Linked DNA regions of Homo sapiens: region 2 is linked to region 1. A link is a loop called in an ENCODE intact Hi-C map of the cell type or tissue named here. Cell type or tissue: Caco-2. All regions are shown on one strand. Each heading gives the region's core, and the rest is flanking DNA. Links, peaks and the distances in the headings are about the cores only. Region 1 has its middle 27 kb from the start of CT45A1. Region 2 has its middle 38 kb from the start of SAGE1.

Region 1 (6,732 bases), core at 1,113-6,112:
AGCAAAACTCCATCTGTAAAAAAAAAAAAAAAAAAAAAAAGAACAGAAATAGAAGTAAGTTGGTAGATATACACTATTAAATATGAGATTTACTATAAAGGTAGAGTAATTAAAACAGTGTGATATTGGAGCAATGACAGGCAAATACACAAATGGAAGAGGACACAGAGGCCAGAAACAATGTGGAAATACAAAATAGCTAGATTTACCACAGGAGAGCTCCTGGAAATCATTGTGGAAAGGACAGTGCTTTTAATAAATGCACTTGATAAATGTGATAAATGCAGGGAAAATACAAACCTTGAATCTTACCTCATCCCACTCCAAAAACTTTATTGAAGATGGATAGACAATCTAGTAAACACTTAAGATATTATCTTCACAACTATAGAATAGGCAAAGATGTTTTTAACGAGGATAAAAAAGCATTAACCATAAAGAATGAATTGTTTGCCGGGCGCGGTGGCTCACACCTGTAATCCCAGCACTTTGGGAGGCTGAGGTGGGCAGATCACCTGAGGTCAGGAGCTTGAGACCAGCCTGACCAACATGGAGAAACCCCGTCTCTACTAAAAATACAAAATTAGCTGGGCGTGGTGGTGGGTGCTTGTAATCCCAGCTCATCGGGAGGCTGGGGCATGAGAATCACTTGAACACGGGAGGCAGAGGTTGCAGTGAGCTGAGATCGTGCCATTGCACTCCAGCCTGGGCAACAAGAGCAAAACTCTGTCTCAAAAATAAATAAATAATAGAATGAATTGTTGAATTACACATAATTAAATGGAAAACTTCTATTCCTCAAAAGACACTATTAAGACAATGAAAAAACGAAGTATATTTGTAGATTATATATCATACAGTATATATGTATAGGTTATACATGTAAATATATATTAATCACACACACACACACACATATACATCTGTATATACATCTGACAACAACTGAGTGGAATCCAGAATATATCCAGAACTTCAAATCAATTTTCAAAAAGCAAACATCTCAATAAAATCTGGGGAGAAAAGCTGAATATGCACTTCATAAGAGTCATACTCAAATAGCTAATAAACACCTCAAATATACCTGGACTCTGACTGTACTCCATTCCATGAAAATTTATTTGAGATGAATGGGAGATCTAGAAGAATACTTAGAATATTATCATCATGGCATTGGGTGAGGCAAAGATGTTTCTTAAAATAATAAAAAGGAATAGCCATAAATAAGCACTGATGAATAAAATTAAGAGAATCTGTTCATCTAAAACACATTATTAAGATAGTGTAAAAGCAAAACAGATTTGTAGAAGATACTAAAATTGTATACATATTTGTCTATATGTACATATATGCCTGTGTATAACTGAAATCCAGAATATATGTAAACCACAAATCCATTTTTAAAATACAAACATCTCAATAAAATTTGGGGGAAAAGACCTGAAAAGGAACTTCCGAAAAGCTGTAGTTAAAGGACCAATAAACACATAAAAAGATACTCCAAAAAAAAAAATCAATAAATAGGTGGGCGCGGTGGCTCACGCCTGTGATCCCAGCACTTTGGGAGGCCAAGGGGGTGGATCACTTGAGCCCGGGAGTTGGAGAACAGCTTGGGCAACGTGGTGAAACCCCGTCTCTACCAAAAAATACAAAGATTAGCCGGGCTTGGTGGCCTGCGCTTGTAGTCCCAGCTACTTGGCAGACTGAGGGAAGAGAGTCAATTGAGCCCCGGGAGGTTGAGATTGCAGTGAGCCGAGATCATGCCACTGCACTCCAGCCTGGGCAACAGAGTGAGACCCTGTCTCAGAAGACAAACAAAAATCAATAAATAAAAACAATTTTAAAAAAAATAGTGCTCAATCTCATTAATCGGCAGAGAAATGCAAGTGTAGACATAAAGAGAGATCACTGCACACCCATCAGAGTGGCTGGAATGAAAGAGTAACTGTACAGCGATTGAGCGAAAGTGGCACAGCTGGAACCTTCGAGTATTTCTGGACCCCGGTTTCCACACAGACACCCAGGGCTATGGCCCAAAGGTCAGACAGAACCCCAAAGAAGAGCTCCTTCAGGACTGAGATCAACCAACCGAGGAAAAGCACTCCACCCTAGGGCGAGACAGAACTCCCAAGGTCAGGTGCCCTCCCTCATGGCTGACACAGAGCTCCCCGAGTCCCACCATAAGCTTAGAGAATCCAAAGAACAGCACTCCACCCTCCCGTGGCACCGAGAGAGAGAACCCACAGATAATATTATTTTAAAACCCAGCACCAAGAGAAAGCATCTGGTAAGCGTCCCCATCAGGGATAAACAGATCCAAAGAAAAGCGAACACATCCTAGTTGAGAACGAGCGACATCCAAGGACAAATGCGCCCCACGGCCGACATCAGCACCCAAGGAAGAGTCCCTCGCGGGCTGAGATAAAGCCCCCGATGGAGAGTAACCCCACAGGGCGACGATCATGCATCCAGAGAACAGTCACCCCCACCCCAGCTCCTGAGCACAGACAGAGTGCCCAAGGCAGAGTCCCCACTCAGGGCTGTGACTGAATGGGGAAGAAACATCCCCTAACCCGAGTCTGACAAAGGGAACCAAGGCAGGGTCCCCACCCCCGGGCTCAGGTCATTTCAGCAGGAAAAGTCCCTCACATCATCGAGAGGGAGCCCCCAAGAAAAGCCCCCTGGCCCCACAACATAGCCGAGACAAGGTGCCCAAGGAAAACGCTCTCCCACGGCTAACACAGGCACCCACGGTGGTGCCTCCAGAGCGGAACCACATCACGCAGGCTGCCGTATCACACATCCGACACCCGATGCAGTGCAGCCCAGAAAAGACACTTTCCAGGGCGAAATTAAAACATCCAGAGAAAAACCGCCCCACTCACAGTTCTGAAGTCCTGACCTTGCCGGAGGAGCGGCGGCGGCACCTCACAAAATGGCAGCGAAAATTGCACCACTGGCTGAACTTTCTAGAAACCTGCCCTCTGAGAGTTGTGGGAAATCTGCCCCCTAGGGCACCTGCGAATGATGTGCATGGGACGCATCTCACCAGAAGCACAAATCCCATACAGCCCAAGAGGGATGGAAGGGAAGCTGCCCACCACCACTTGTCCTGCCCCAGCCGAACACTGGGAACCTGTTGGGGTCGCCAGAGTCCCGAGGTGAAGCCCTCACGCTTTGTAGGACTTCGGGCGCAAGCCAGAAGAACCAGGAAGCACAGCCCTCCCATTCTCTGACTCTGGCGCCCTCTACAGTCGGCCTTCAGTAACAACTGCACAGCTAGGTAGGGAGAGGAACGCAGAACTTTCCCACACAGCGGGATGAAATCGCCTGGGTAACATAGCCAAACCATGGCTGTACAAAACAGCCAACCAACCAAAAAGAAAAACACAAAAATTAGCTGGGCGTGGTGGCGCGCACCTGTGGCCCCAACTACTCAGAAAGTTGACGTGGGAGGATCACTTGAACCTGGGAGGCAGAAGTTGCCATCAGCCGAGATCGTGCCACTGCACTCCACCTTGGGCAACAGAGCCAAACCCTGTCTCAAAAAGAATGGGGTGAATTTGTACCTGACCGCCAGTAAGTTCATGGATGGCACACTATATTAATGCACAAAAAAGAAGTATGTTATCATCGCATTTAAAGCATAAATCATGTTAAAAATGCAATAACCTATTCATGAGAAAAAATGTAAAAGCATTTAAGAAAGGTCTCTATCATTCAGTATGATACTAGCTGTGGGTCTATCAGAAATCCACTGCACACATTATTCCTAGGGGAGAAATATGAGATGCATTCCTTGTAAAACCAAAACAGGACAGAATTGCCCACTGCCATCACTTCTGTGCAACACAGCCCTACAGGAATTCCTAGCTTACACCTGAATATAGCGGGTGGGGTATTCACACAAAGCCAGCTATCAGACAGTTTAATTAAACACAAGCTCTGAGAATGGTGCTTCTCAGGGAGTTTTGGTGACATGCTTAATAGTGGTGATTAGGTGGTTCATGCCTATAGTTCCAGCTACTTGGGAGGCTGAGGCAGGAGGATTGCTTGAACCCAGGAGGTCGAGGCTGCAGTGAACCATAAGTGCTCCACTGCCATCCAGTATAGGAGATAGAGTGAGACCCTGTCTCAAACATAATAATAGTACTAGTATTAATAGTGGTGATTGTCTGGAAATAGAGATTTTAGGGGAGCTCCAACCAGTAGCTCCATGCAGTGGCTGATAATTTGCTGATATTCAGAGCTACCAGAGTTGTGAGGGTGTAAGTTTAAAGGCTAACATGGAGCAGAGGAGGGGAGTGGGGGAGTGGAACAGGTTAAATCACCACAAAGCTTATGGTTTGTAGTGTGATTTAGCCATTTTTCTTGAATAAATATTCTTCGGACTGTTGAATTCCCAGAATTCCAATAATTTCTATGTTGACAATATTTGCCACTTTTTAAAAATAAAAGCATGGATTTTCACTGGTCTTTCCTCCGTGATTCCAGTAGTCTTCTCCTATATGTTACATTTTAACTTAAATATAAATCCAACAAATGAGATTGGAATTTATATTCTCTTTCTTTTTTCCTGTATGAAAACTAATATAAGTGGTGCCTGCATATCATTCACCTCTATTGGTAAGCTAGCCCTGAGGTACTGCTTCTTCATTCAACTGGTTATAGTGTACTCCCCTTAGGGATATAGGTCCAGATTGAGAGAATATATTAGTTTTATTGCCGTGTAACAAACAACTCCAAATTAAATGGCTAAAAGCATCACCGAATTATTATTTATTATCTCACAGTTCTGCAGTTCAGAAATCTGGGAGGTCTTGACTTGGTTCCCTACTTGGAGTCTCAAAAGGCCAAAATCAAAATTGTATGCAAGCGGTGTTCTCATCTAAAAAGTTTGGGGTGGAATGCAATTCCAAATTCATCCGGATATATGGCAGAATCCAATTCCTTGCCATGCAGAACTGAAATCCTTGATTCTGGCTGGCTGTGAACTGGGACTCACTCTCAACTCATAAAGCGGCTTACCAGATCTTTTCACGAGGTCCCTTCCCTATCTTCAAGCCAGCATCAGCATGTCAAATTCTTCTCATTCTTCATAACTGTCTCATCCTCTTGTGGTACCAGCTGGAGAAAAGACTCTGCTTTTAAAGGCTCATGTGTGTGGGTTAGGCCCACCTGAGGAATTCCTCTATATTTAGGTTAACAGGTTAGTAACCTTACTTACATCTGCAAAATCGCTTTTGTCATGCTAGATAACTTAATCAGGGGGTGAAATTCATGGGGACCATTTTAGTATCCTGCCAATCGTAGATGGAGAAAGTTGTGTGGCAGGAATAGGATCCATGTGTATTTTGGCCACTTCATCATGGAACTTACTTTCGCCTTCAGGACATGCTTGATCTTGTACATACCACTTCCATTTAATAATGGTGTGCTTCTATGCATACCCATTGCTGTAACTTGGTGGGTCAGAAAGCACCTAGGATAAGACAGGCATGTCTAAGTAGCATTATAATTTGGCGTCCATGGTCAAGCATTGAATGTCACCCAAGGCTCAGTAATAAATCACATATTTTTCGAAAGAATCAGCATGATGTTTGTGTCTTCAAGAAATTCGTGTCAATTCAGAACTGGGGTCCTGTAGTCATTGAGAAATCTAATAATTTCTCTTCCGCATGTACTTTCACCTTAGTGAAGGGCTACAGGCCTTCTTTGAGTAAGAATGGGAGAAAGAGTGGTGGTATAAACTTTTTCATTTTAGAAAGGTCCCTCCTCAAGAGGCCTTGTCTTAATTCATGAGGTTTTAGGTCTATAAACTAGTCAAGTCTGCAAGTTGATTGAGGCACAACCTTTCAGTCATCATGGGGTTAAGGAGAGATATGTCTAAAATTCAGGAGAGCCTATAGAGCACCTCTTAGTACTCCTGTGTCCAGTGATGAAAGTCAATGAAAACTACAACAGCCTAATTCAATCAGGACTGCTTATGGCCGTGAACCTCAAGATTGGAGGTTTGAGTCACCCCACTCTGAAAAGGTCTGTCACCAGGGAAGGTGCTTGATGAGGATAAAGGGAGTATAAAATGGGTAGTGGGAAAAGTGACTACATGACCATAGGCAGATACAAACACTAACATAAGTCCTTGTTTCTGTGTTTGTTTCAGAATAAAGAGTATCACTTCCTTATTTTGATATGAATTCATTTGCATATATATTAATATTATATGTGTCACATATATGTTTTATAATATATATATAAACTAAATATTTTTGGTTTTGACCTCCTGACATCCCCTGATCTACCACAAGATGTGTTATTAAGTTAACTTTATTTTTCAGAATTTAAGATGCAGGATATTAAAGGCACAGTGTGAATTAGGTAGCAGCAGATTGAACAAGATTTAAGAAAAATGTGGGGCTTTAGTGCCCTCTTTTGGAGAAGAGTTTGTATTTTCAAGTGACAAGGGTATAACATGCAATTTGTCAGCTTGGCTAGGCCGAATTATATTAGCCACAGTTCTCTTTCTGGGAAGTATCTGGTGTTCCCCGTGGAGGTTCTTTGAAAAATTGTGCAGGGCAGTGGATAGGAGGCAGCAGCCATTTGTAGCTACACACGTTGTTGCTGCTCTCTGGATTCACCTTATTGGTATGAAGCTGCAGCCAGACCTGCAATTTCTCTTCCTTCCCCTGGATGCTCTTTCACCTTCTCTATCTTCTGGGCCAGGTGTATATG
Region 2 (6,732 bases), core at 741-5,740, 190 kb before region 1:
GCCAAACCCATGAATAATCTTTATGTCAGCCACCATAATCATGATGCACCATTACTGCTTAGAAGATAGAGGGGTGCATCCAAGGAGGTATGGAGGTGGCTCAAGTAGCTTAGAGTGGCCTCAGCCAAGACTGCAAGTATATGGCTACCTCAGTTCCACAACTTTAAGAAGTTAGACCTTCCCGTAACCCAAATGAGCTTGAAAACAGGTTCTCTCTGAGTCCTCAGTTAGTCAGCAGCCTGGTTGATACCTTAACTTTGATTTTGTGAGATCCTAAGCAGAGAAACCAATCCAGGCTGCATAGATTTCTGATCTACAGAACTGCTTATATATTTGTGTTGTTTTAAGCTGCTAAATTGGGGATAATTTGTTTTGTAGCATTAACAAACTAATACATGTTGTGCCTGAATATTCTGAAGTAACAAATGAAAATCAGGCATGATATTTTTTATTTTCTAGTCAACTGGTCACAGGGAACTCCACACGAGACCACACGTGCAGGATCAGAGAAGTTTCTCCTTTTCTGGGCCCCAATCCATGCTAGCAGGGTTTCAGTCACTTGGCAATGGGTCATGGTACTGCACAACATTGAGGTATACGCGAAAACAAGCATCTATTACACAATTCGTTTTTGCGTTCCTTATTTAGTGGTAAGAAAGGCAAGATGTAGGAACTTGCTGTTCACCTTATAAGCACCATCTTGACATGCCAGACTACTAGATTGTTAAACGTTTCACTCAGTTAGAAGGCCCCTGATTTTGTGTGGGAATTATTTATCACAGAATGTCTTGCAAGTGTGTTGCTAATGCGACTGGATTAGTTGCTACCTCCCGCTCAGTCAGCATAGTGTTATCAGTGCAAGGATGCTGTCACATCTGGTATAAGGGAACGGTGGTCAAGGACCCTTAAGGACTCATTTAGGATGTAAGCTTAGAGAGTTGATATAAGCTTGAAATAGGAGGTCATAGTACATTGCTGACCTTTCCAGCCGAACCCAAACTTGTTTGTGATAATGACTGAAAGAGAAAAAAACATTCACCTAATTGATATTATGTATCAGGTTCCCAGGGATGTCACAGTTACGAAAGCAACAAAACCACCTGGAGCACAGCAGCTGCAGTACCTCCCAGGTCCAAGCGATTCTCCTGCCTCAACCTCCTGAGCAGCTGGGACTGTAGTTGTGCACCATCACACCTTGCTAATTGTTTGTATATTTTAGTAGAGACAGGGATTCACCATGTTGGCCAGGCTGGTCTTGAACTCCTGACCTCAAGTGACCCACCTGCCTTGGTTTCCCAAAGTGCTGGGATTATAGGCGTGAGCCACCGTGCCTGGCCACAAATCCATATATTTCTGCACAGGACAAATAGTTCAGTTGAAAGGGATGGCTGAAGAATCACTAGCCTATGTCCTTCAAATGCTTGGTGTTACCACCAGTTACTGCAGTCCCTCCAGGAAAGTAGTATTGCTTGTGGATTATGATTTTTATAATTAGGGCAGTTCTAGTGGCTTCAGCTTGGCCTCTCCATCCATAGCATCCCTCACTCCACAGGTCAGGGAACCAATGTGGGGATTCTGCCAGTTACCGTGTACGTCCCCAACTATGCATTCTGAAACTGGGAAACAACCAGAAGGTGGATTCATGGACCAACTTAGTCCACTGTACATTGGACCTGATGTAAAACCACATGAATTTCCTGATGAAAAACCACATGATTAACAGAAACAACTCTTATTAGAGTAGCATAGGGACATTTTAGGTATCCTGGAATTAGTACCAGTTCAAAGCCTTTATCAAGTAATCCCTGAGAATTCTGATTACTTTTCCACCATGCACTGCCACAGTAAGAATTGGGCGCAGATCTGTTGAGGAAGGTCGGGACAACGATTAACAGCATAGTTATTAGGCAGTGCAGCATGATCTTTCCTCAAGGGCAAGCCTGCAGTAATGTATGACTAAAGAAGACAGCCACCACAAACTCCTCACAGATTTCTGGGCTCCGCATACAAAGTAATTTCTTGCAGCCTTGGTGAAAGTCACGTCCTCTGGACCTACCAGCATGGCTGAGCAGTTCTTCCATGATAAATTCACTCCAACATTCCAGTGTCCTTAAGCCTTTGGACTATATCAAGGAAGTCCTTGAATTTCTCCTTAATTAAGGATAGTCAACATTTGCTTCCTTATTTTAGTCAACCAACCAAGCAAACTGCTAGAGCCATCCTTACCCTCTCAAAGAAAAACACTGAATCCAGAACCTTGGCTTAATGACTCTATATTGATAAATCTGGTGTGTATCAAATTTATTTTTTCTCTACCTTCATACCCCACCCTCAAGAAACATTTCCACACAAAGTCCCTAGGTTTCTGCCTATTAGCGTTGGAAAAAAATATCAGTAGTTGTTATAGTACATTCTACCCCTACTAATGGGTCACATTATGTACCCTCTAGTTTGGGGCTGGTGGAAACTTGAGTCTTACAGGGTTTTAAATGAAGTAAAGGTGGTGGGTGCAGTTTCTCAGGAGGATCAACAGTGTCCTGCAAGGCCACTACCTCAGACCAGACTATTGCAGGTTCTTCAGGCAGAGGAGAAATAAACTCCTTGGGCGGGAGTGAAGGTGCTTTTTTTTACTTTTTTACACCTTTTTTTAGGTGTCTGAAAGACATATCTCACAGAATTTAGGGGTTCAAGGTACCCAGCTTCATCAAAGTCTGCATATATATCACATTAAAATGTTCAGGATCCCATTCATTCCCAGTCAGTGCTCTACATGAACAGAAGAGACCTTGAGAGATTAGGAATTGCATTCGTGTTGTAATTCAGCCAACTGCAAGATTCACCTTTGGATATGGTTTTCCCAAATATCAGGTATGTGGCTACGGGAGATAATGGGTTCTTTCATGGATGCTTTCTAGCTCTTTATGTGGATCTTGGTATGGATAAGGCTTTAAGGACCTGAGGTCATAATTTTCTTTTCCTATGTTCTCCAGCACATTTAGAGGCAACCAGTCATCTCCATTATACTCCTCATTTTCACTACATTGTTTTTTTTTCTACTTTATTTACTTATCCATTTATTTAAATTTTGAGAAAAGGTGTCTCTCTGTTGCCCAGGCTGGAGTGCAGTGGCATGATCCCGGCCCACTGCAACCTCCGCCTCTTGAGCTGTGGGCGGCAAGCCACCCAGGTGCCGAGGCAAGAGACCAAAGGCACAAGCTGTTTCAGTACAATAAAGGAAATATATACAATAAGAATATTCTAGAAATAGATTATAGATATGATTATATATGAATATTACTAATAATTAGTTTGTAGCATTACTCTTTATTACAATATTATAATAATCTTTGTTCTACAATGATAACCTAGGAAAAACCAGGCCATACAGAGATAGGAGCTGAAGGGACACGGTGAGAAGTGACCAGAAGACAAGAGTGTGAGCCCTCTGTTATGCCTGGATAGGGCCACTAGAGGGCTCCCTGGTCTAGCGGTAACCCAGTGCCTGGGCCTTACCCTGCTCCCTAACCTTGTATCCAATAAATAACAGCGCAGCCAGGTATTCGGGGCCACTGCTGGTCTCCGCGTCTAGGTGGTAGTGGTCCCCCGGGCCTAGCTGTCTTTTCTTTGTCTTGTGTCTTTGTTTCTACGATCTCTCGTCTCCGCAAACGAGGAGAAAAACCCACAGGCCCAGTAGGGCTGGACCCTACACTAAGCCCAAGCGACCTTCCCACCTCAGCCCCCAGAGTAGCTGGGACTATAGGCCTGCGCCACCATACTAGGCTTTTTTTGTAGTTTTAAAATTTTTATTTTATTTTACGTTCTGGGATACTTGTTTACGGAAATCACCTACTTGATCACCTAGACCCTGGCATTCTTACAGGTGCTTGAGTGCAAATAACTAAAAGTGATAATTTAAGAAAATCCCTTGCCACTTCTTGCTGTAGACTACCAGTGCTCTTTTACCATTAGAAACAGGGTCACGAAGGCCTTTAAATCAAATTAGATAAAAGAGAGAACTCCAGAAACCCAGAACAATTTCAGAGAATTTCTTCTTAAAATTCTGTTCTTCTGAAATCACACTTAATACCAAAATCTATATCAATCAAACTTCAACCAGGAAAGCAGAACCAATAGGCGATAATATCTGTGTGTACAGATTTTTCATAATGAAAGGGCCTTCTGCAATGGTAGGAGCTCATTAAGCAGTCTCTGTAAGATTGCTGTCTCCTCCTCCGGTGCTGGAGCAGGGCAGACATGCAGAAGAAAAGATTACATGCAGACTGCACCCAAAGACATGAGCTGGAAAGCCTTAGGAAGACTTACTAAAATCCGTGTCCCTCCTTTTTCTCTGACCTTGGAGGAGAGGGGACTCTGCAGAAGCTGAGCCTTTCAGGGCTGAACTAAATGCATAAGGTCCTTTACTCCTGTCTCAGGTTAGATGTCTCTTTCTCAGAGAGGCCTTCCTTGACTACCAAGTTCAAAGTACCATCCACTCTTGTACCATCTCTTCACCTGATTTCTGCTTTTGGTGAATAACATGTTCTGTAGTTGCTCTGGTTGTTTAGTGCATTTGCCCTCCACTGGAATGTAAGATCCACGAGAACAGTTTAGTTCACTGTTTTTTTCATGCCGATATTAGTGCCTGGCACTTAGAGGGTTTTTAGTCAATGTTGAATAAATGAATTAATTCTTTTACTGTTCGCAGTAATCCTAGGGAATAGCTGCTGTTATCATCCTCTGTTTACAGAAGAGGATATGGAAACACAGAGAGGTTAAGTAACTAGTGCCAGGTCATAGGCACATAAGTGCATACCTGTAGCAGCACCTCATCTCCAGCTCTGTCTTGAACCCAAAGCACTTTCCACTCATCCAGTGCAGCCTCATCATACTCTCCAGCTTTAGACTCCTCCTGACCCACAGCCTCCCATTGTGTTCTACTCATCACATGACCCTGACTCCAGAACTTTCTCTACTCACTTGTCGTCTCTTACATGGGCCTCTCAGGAGAGTGAGGGCTTAGCTCCCATCTTCTGCTTCTGCCTCTGCCTCAGCCTGTCAGCTCTGAGTACTCCTAGGAAGCTGTCTCCTGTCAGGGCCCAATTACCCTCACTCAGCTTATTGCTGGCCTTCCGGGCTAGTCTTCACTCTGTGTACCCCAGAACAGGTCACTGAAAATCAGCAAATGACCCACCTTGAACTTTGCTCTGCCCCAGAGCTGCAACATCTACTAGGTACTTGGCCATGTCCGCTTCCTGTATGCCGTACCAACCCAGGAAGGACATCGCATGAGCAATGAAAACATGCTGGGCATTGCCTATGACTTCTTACGTTCATGCTCACCTTCAATCCCCACACAACCTTTTGAGATAGGAGCTATGGTTTCTAAATAACACCTGAGGAGACTGAGCCTTGAGAGATTAAGTCACTTGCCCAAGGACAGACAACTAGCTGGTAGCTAAGCCCAGATTTAAACCCAGGTGTTTCTAACTCCACTGCCAATGCTCTAAGAATTCTACTGCAATGTGACTGTACTACACAAAAGGGCGACTAAATTCCTTAGTAAACTGAGATCCCCAAACTAAAATGTGCGAAGATTTTGCCTTGCCAAGTGGAGAAGCCCATGGCAAAAACCCCTTTCATCTTAAAATATGATGCAACTCTGTATCAGTTTCAAGAGCCCGTAATACAAGGCTAAGTGTCCCTTGGCAGACGCTTGATATTCCCGCAACATGGAGCTTGTATAAAAAGGGACGTCCTTTCTTTTGAAAACCTGCACCTAGAACAACAGTCTCTTTTCTGGGGGAGATACTCAGAAAATCAATTCACACTAGACAGTGGAGATTCTGCTTAAAGCTCATGCAGAGCATCTTAAATCGGGCTGCCTTCCTGCCTCCAAAGTGCATGTTTCCCTGTCCACAGGCTGTGCTCCATGGCGGACATCTCTGTACCTTTCCAGTTTCTCCTGGGGGTTAGGGGTCACCAGAGTCCGTCTCCCTGTAGGTGTCACGCAGCACTGATGAGCCCAGCCAGTATCATTCATCTTTGCCCTCATCGTTAGCCCACAAATTTTCTGACTATGCCCTGGCATGGTACAGACACTTGGAATGTTACATCTCTTTCACTCCTGCTGAGGATTCCAGGGAGTAGAAATTGCTCACCCCATTTTACTGGTGAGGAAGTTCAGGCCACAGAAGATGAGGGGACGACCCAAGTCCCACTGTCAGTAAATGGCAAATCCAAATCTTGACAGTTGAGGACAACCAGACGGGCCCAACGGAGCCAGCCAATGCTTTTAGGGGCCTTGGTGAGGGGGGAATGACAATAACTTGTGTTCTAATGTCCCTGCCCCTGCTGCCATGCCAAACACAACCTGATGATTCCCAAAAGAGCTTCTGCTTTAAAGTAGGTCTTCTCTGATGGTGGAAAAGCATGGTTTCCACAAGGTTTTGCTCACAGATGTGTAGGGGGGTCCATGAATATACTTGATATTCTGCTTAAACCTGACTTTCACAAGTGTGATATCCAATGTATGTAATGCATTAGTCTCAGAACCAGAATGAAGAAGTTTCTGAATAAGTTGTTACAGATCATCAAATTATGTATACAGAGATCTTTCCATTTGAGAAAGTTCCAAGTGCTCTGCAAGTCTTGTGAGGGAGATTAGTAAAAGTGATTCCCAAGGAAATGTAAAAAAGGGAATATAGATATTTGCCTTTTCCTAGTGTCTGCTAT

Evidence for each region. A loop is a pair of places that touch in the nucleus more often than their neighbours do. Peaks named below come from ENCODE experiments on the same cell type or tissue, not always from the same donor. Only the 100,000 strongest peaks of a DNase experiment are listed, where the experiment ranks them.
Region 2: it touches region 1 in a loop (14-fold over the local background); 3 of 110 quality-filtered maps call a loop at or near these places.

Annotation. Positions count from the first base shown.
Region 1 is chrX:135,737,277-135,744,008 of GRCh38, reverse strand. No RefSeq gene overlaps it. Among named protein-coding and RNA genes, the nearest start is that of CT45A1, 27 kb to the right of the region's middle. RefSeq lists an enhancer at 3,017-3,136. In Caco-2, for the core only: no CTCF peak of the experiment used is centred there; a DNase peak (open chromatin) is centred at 3,228.
Region 2 is chrX:135,928,820-135,935,551 of GRCh38, reverse strand. No RefSeq gene overlaps it. Among named protein-coding and RNA genes, the nearest start is that of SAGE1, 38 kb to the right of the region's middle. RefSeq lists a silencer at 2,998-3,234. In Caco-2, for the core only: a CTCF peak has its summit at 3,482 (motif pointing right); a DNase peak (open chromatin) is centred at 3,491.